Linked DNA regions of Homo sapiens: region 2 is linked to region 1. The links are chromatin loops, found by intact Hi-C in ENCODE. Cell type or tissue: adrenal gland. All regions are shown on one strand. Each heading gives the region's core, and the rest is flanking DNA. Links, peaks and the distances in the headings are about the cores only.

Evidence for each region. Peaks named below come from ENCODE experiments on the same cell type or tissue, not always from the same donor. Only the 100,000 strongest peaks of a DNase experiment are listed, where the experiment ranks them.
Region 2: a loop joins it to region 1, with 2.9 times the contacts of the local background. A loop is called at or near these places in 44 of 110 quality-filtered maps.

The regions. Positions count from the first base shown.
Region 1 is chr16:30,408,118-30,411,021 of GRCh38, forward strand. It overlaps ZNF771 (zinc finger protein 771), which reads left to right. Exons shown (of 3, transcript NM_001142305.2): 2 at 1-77. Among named protein-coding and RNA genes, the nearest start is that of ZNF771, 2.0 kb to the left of the region's middle. RefSeq lists a silencer at 1,459-1,548. In adrenal gland, for the core only: CTCF peaks have their summits at 1,535 (motif pointing left) and 1,737; a DNase peak (open chromatin) is centred at 1,524; H3K4me3 peaks cover 338 bases; H3K27ac peaks cover 1,026 bases.
Region 2 is chr16:30,103,463-30,106,366 of GRCh38, forward strand. It overlaps GDPD3 (glycerophosphodiester phosphodiesterase domain containing 3), which reads right to left. Exons shown (of 10, transcript NM_024307.3): 10 at 1,348-1,547. The coding sequence ends at 1,410. It overlaps YPEL3-DT (YPEL3 divergent transcript), which reads left to right. Exons shown (of 2, transcript NR_135192.1): 2 at 1-1,994. Among named protein-coding and RNA genes, the nearest start is that of YPEL3-DT, 8.5 kb to the left of the region's middle. In adrenal gland, for the core only: no CTCF peak of the experiment used is centred there; no DNase peak of the experiment used is centred there.

The DNA.
Region 1 (2,904 bases), core at 126-2,625:
TGGTGAAGGGTGAGGAGGATGAGGGTGAGGAGAAGTATGAGGTGGTGAAACTCAAGATCCCCATGGACAACAAGGAGGTATGTGTCACACACACCCTGGGGCACACTGTCCCCAAACCTGGTCCAGGCCCAGCCTCCCTCAGATAGAAGCCAGGGATCTTGCCCCTACTTTTCCCAGAATCTCGGATCTAAAACCTCAGGATTGGCCCATCCTTCTGCCCTACTGCCTGGGCTTCCATCATACAAAAGTCACGCCTACTGTCCCAGGCTTCCTGCTGGGTGCAGGAGATTAAACTCCGTCCTTGGATCCCCCATGGAGCTTGATGTTAGACTGAAGGGTAACCACACAGTTAGAATCCCGTGTGATGGCTGCAGGTACAGGGGGATGATGAAGCCTAGAAGTGGGAACTTAACTCAGATTTAGAGGTTGGGGAAAGGTCAGGTTAGTTCAACAGCAACAGTAACAATAGCTAACCCTTGCCTAGCATTTTCTATGTGCCAGGCACTGTTCTAAGCACCTCGATTCTATGATGTCGGTAGCATTTATTCCATTTTACAGATGAGGAGACTGAGGCCCAGGGCAGTTTGGTAACTGGCCACAGGTCTCAAAGTAAAAGGATGGCTTATGTGAGACTAGTAGGAGTCTGGGGTCAGAAGTGGGGTGATGGACCCAGTCAGAGGAAATGGCTCTTTTATTATTACTGTTGTTATTGTTTGAGACAGGGTCTCATTCAGTCACCCAAGCTGTAGTGCAGTACAGCTCACTGCAGCCTTGACTTCCCTGGGCTCAGGTGATCCTCCCACCTCAGCCTCCCAAGTAGCTGGGACTACAGGCATGCACCACTACACCTGGCTAATTTTTTTTTGTTTTGTTTTGAGACAGAGTTTCGCTCTGTTGCCCAGGCTGGAGTGCAGTGGCGTGATCTCGGCTCACTGCAGCCTCCACCTCCCGGGTTCAAGTGGTTCTCCTACCTCAGCCTCCCAAGAAGCTGGGATTACAGGCATGCACCACCACGCCCGGCTAATTTTTTGTATTTTCAGTAGAGTTGGGGTTTTGCCATGTTGGCCAGACTGGTCTCAAACTCCTGAGTTCAGGTGATCCTCCCACCTCAGCCTCCCAAAGTGCTGGGATTATAGGTGTGAGCCACCGTATCCAGCCAGAAATGGCCCTTATAGAGGCTCAGACGAGTGAGTAGTGCACTGCAGCAGTGAGGGTGGGTGGTTCGGTCATGCTGTAGTGTGGATGAGTGGGGGTGGTTGGCAGGCCACACAGGGAGTCTGGCTTTTATTCTGAGGGTATTTGAAGGTTTTGAGATCAGAATATGAGTTAAATTTCACCCCCTGGAGACCCTAACTGCCACCAGATACGTTTCCGCTTCTCAGAACCCCAGAGGATTCTGTCTGCCCCCAGCCTGAGCAGCCCTGAGTACCAGCAGAGGGCTTTGGCCCCAGGGACCCAGCTTGCAGGGGCCGGGACTCTGATTCTTCCTGCCCAGGAGCCAGTTCCCAGGGAAAGAATGCTCTGCTGCCCCCTAGTGGGCCTGCTGGGTGCTGGGGGAGGGGACTAGCTCCTTAGGCCTCTGGATAGTCTAATAACTATCTGGTTGTGTTTGTTGCGGGCCCCCTTCGCCCATTATCCAGCTCTGCCTGCCTCTTCTGGCCCTGCGATTGCCTGATCTCCACCTTTGGCCTCTAAGTTACAAACACAGGCTCCAGAGCTTAGGGTGGACTTCCAGCTCCATCATTTACCCGCTGTGTGACCTTGGCCAAGTTTCCTAACCGCTCCACGCCTCAGTTTCCTCATTTGTAAAAGGGAAATTATAACAGCACCTACATCTTGGAGTTGTGAGGAATGAATGAGTCAACACATGCACAGAGTTAGAACTGTGTCTGGCACAAAATAAACACGGAAATAGTTGCTGTTACATTTATTCTTCTCCCCAAAGCTCAGGACCTTGGGCAAGGTCATCCTTCTTGAGATTTTTCAACTTTTTTTTTTTTTTTTGAGACGGAGTCTCACTATGTCGCCCAGGCTGGAGTGCAGTGGCGCAATCTTGGTTCACCGCACCTCCACCTACCGGGTTCATGCCATTCTCCTGCCTCAGTCTCCTGAGTAGCTGGGATTATAGGTGCGCACTACCATGCCCAGCTAATTTTTGTATTTTTAGTAGAGGTGGGGTTTCACCATATTGGTCAGGCTGGTCTCGAACTCCTGACCTCATGATCCGCCCGCCTCGGCCTCCCAAAGTGTTGGGATTACAGGCGTGAGCCACCACGCCTGGCTCAACTCATTTTTATCAAAGGCCTGGGCTGAACCATGAGAACTGGGGTTGATCAGGGAAGTGAATGTGGGGGCACAGAGGATTGAAGACAAACGACTCAAGGCAGTGGGGAAGGCTTCCCAGAGGAGATGATTTTTGACTTGGGCCTTGAAGGCTTTGCAGGGGTTTGGCACATGGAGGAGGAGGAAGGGCATTCCAGGAGGAGGAAACAGCAAAAACAAAGACTCAGAGGAAATGAGACTGGAAAGGCAGTTGGGGGACAGAGGGGCCTTGCAAGCTAGGGCAGGACGTACTGTGTTAGGTTCTGTGGCACCATAAGAAGCCTTAAATCATGGGAAGAGCCAGGCGTGGTGGCTCACACCTGTAATCCTAGCACTTTGGAAAGCCAAGGTGGGAGGATCACTTGAGCCCAGGAGTTCGATTCCTCCCTGGGCAACATAGGGAGACCTCATCTCTACAAAAAAAAAAAAAAAAAAAAAAAAAAAGTTTAATTAGCTGGGCATGGTGGCATGCCTGTAGTCCTAGCTACTCTGGAGGCTGAATGATCCCAGGAGTTCAAGGCTGCAGTGAGCCATGACTGCACCACTGTACTCCAGCCTGGGCAACAGAGAGAGACCCTGTCT
Region 2 (2,904 bases), core at 234-2,733, 300 kb before region 1:
ACGGGACCATCACAAAAGCTTTACAAGGCCTTACCACCCTGGCAAATGAATTAGCCGAAAATTCTGGACTAGATAACCCTTTTATGGGTCTCATGGAAAAGTGGTTTGGAAAATGGAAAGGACTCCTGGCTTCAATCTTTACCTCTCTTGCAATTGTAACAAGTGTACTTATCCTTGTGGGCTGCCGCATCATACCTTGTATTCGTGGGTTAACTCAAAGGCTCATAGAAACAGCCCTCACTAAAGCCTTCCTCTCTTCTCTCCCTCCATACTTGGACAAGCTCTTGCTCCTGGATAATCAAGAAGAACAACGAAGCCAAATCCTGTTAAAATTTTTTGCAGAGGAAGAAGTATCAAATAGAAGAGAGGAAATTGTTGGGACAGCTAAGCTCTTCAAAGACTCAACTTCCTGGTCATAAACTTCTCCCCGTTTTTCTTCTTTTTCGCCAGTCTACCCTGTTTGGGAAAGTTTAAACCTTAGCCAGTCGGGATCAGCTCAGATTGTGCAGTCCATCCCCAGTCAATGGGGAAAGGACACAGAAACAGGAACTGCGTTAGGGTTAAAAAGCCCTTCTCTCCTTTGTTTGGGGTGCTCTTGCGATTACAAGCTGCGCAAGTAGCACCGTTCTGAAGTAAAGATGCCTTGCTGGGAAATCTGTCTCAGTGCTGGTTTTTCTTGACTACACTGAGCACTTGTTTCCAACACCCCTGTGCTCCAGGCTGGGTTAGGTCTGATCTCAGGGAATGTCTGTTTCAACACGTGTCTGCAGTTCTTTGGCTTGTGTTGCTCACTGCAGTGGGCCCAGCCTGGTCTAGAGGAGGCGCTCAGGAAGTATCTGTGAAATGTGAATGTGTAGTTCCTTCAGTGAATATGGCCCTGGGGCTGAAGATGGCAGAAGCATTCTGGGAGCTTCTGGAGAAGGAGACCTGGGAGGAGAAGGTTGGAATGGCGGGGGCAGCAGAGGGGCTGGGTGAACTCAGCTGTCCCACCCAGGCCCATCCTCTGCAGCCCGAGAAGGAAGCTCACAGGGCAAGACATGGAAGAGATCAAGTTCCCTGCCCGGTGCCTGGGCTGTTGATGGCCTCAGGAAAATGGAACCATTACCTGTTGCTGTCAAGTGGCTGGGGGCCAGGATGCCTGGGTTGGCCGTGAGAGGACATTGCTGAGGAGAGTGGAGGCCAGGCTGGGGTGGGGTGTGGCAGGAGGACAGGAATGCAGTGGAACCAGTGGGTCAGGCTCCTGAGGGCCCCAGGCTCCAGCCTCAGGGCTGGCCTGTTCCCTCCTAAGCTGCCATCTTCATATCTTCAGGACCCACCCCTCTACTCCTCACCCTCAGCACAACGATGTGATCGAAAGGCAAATATTTATTTTTCAGGAAGAGAAACAGGAGACCTCGAGGCTTCTGGACTTAGGAGGTCCGGGCAGCTGGTCCATGGTTGTCCAGGTAGTGCCGCAGGGCTGTGGGATAATCCGTTATGACGCCAGTGGCTCCCACGCTGAAGGCTGCTTCAAAATCCGACTCTTCATTAAGGCACCAAAAGACCACCTGAGCAGGGAGGGAGGGGGCCTGTAGATTCTGAACAATTTTACATCTGGAGAGTGGGGACCCACCTCCTCCTCTATGGAGACTCCCCAGCAGCAGTAGGCTGGAGCTGATTGTTAAATTCTCAGGAATTTTGCAAAGTGGTTATTAAACCCAGCCATTATTAAAAATTAAATCATAGCCTGGGTGCAGTGGCTCACGCCTGTAATATCAACACTTTGGGACGCCGAGGCAGGAGTTGAGGCCAGGTGTTTAAGATCGAGTGAGACCTCATCTCTACAAAAAACTTTGTAAAAATTAATTAGCCCGGTGTGGTGGTATGCGCCTGTGCTCCCAGCTACTTGGAAGACTGAGGTGAAAGAATTGCTTGAGCCCAGGACTCTAAGGCTGCAGTGAGCTATGGTTGCACCACTGTACTCCAGCCTGGGCGATACAACAAGACCTCGTCTCAAAAAAAAAAAAAAAATTATATATACTGACAATTAAATTATTTATTTATTTATTTATTTATTTTTTGAGATGGAGTCTTGGTTTGTCACCCGGGCTGGAGTACAGTGGCATGAACTCGGCTCACTGCAAGCTCTGCCTCCCGGGTTCACACCATTCTCCTGTCTCAGCCTCCTGAGTAGCTGGGACTACAGATGTCCGCCACCACGCCCAGCTAATTTTTCTGTTTTTAGTAGAGATGGGGTTTCACCATGTTAGCCAGGATGGTCTCGATCTCCTAACCTCGTGATCCACCCGCCTCGGCCTCCCAAAGTGCTGGGATTACAGGTGTGAGCCACCGCGCCCGGCCCTAAATAAATTATTAAAACAACAAGTGGCCAGGCGTAGTGGCTCACGCCTGTAATCCCAGCACTTTGGGAGGCCGAGGCAGGCAGATCAACTAAGGTCAGGAGTTCGAGACCAGCCTGGCCAACATGGTGAAATCCCATCTCTACTAAAAACAGAAAAATTAGCTGGGCGTGGTGGCGGGCGACTGTAATCCCAGCTACTCAGAAGGCTGAGGCAGGAGAATCGCTTGAACCCAGGAGGTGGAGGTTGCAGTGAGCTGAGATCACGCCATTGCACTCTAGCCTGGGCAACAGAGCAAGACTCTGTCTCAAAAAACAAAACAAAACAAAAAACAAAACCCAAAACAAACAAAAATCCAGTAATAAATATTCAAAGCATATCTCTTGCTAATCAGTTTCCTATTACTGTGTTCTTGAAGTGATTAAGTCTGTTGAGGCTGCAAGATGGAAATACTACATGATGGGGTGCCACCATGCATCTCTTCCCATTCTGCATTTAGTGGCTTCATGTCGGCAGCCTGAAACTGGCCAAGATGGGAGTATTTAAACCAGGAAAATTAATCCTC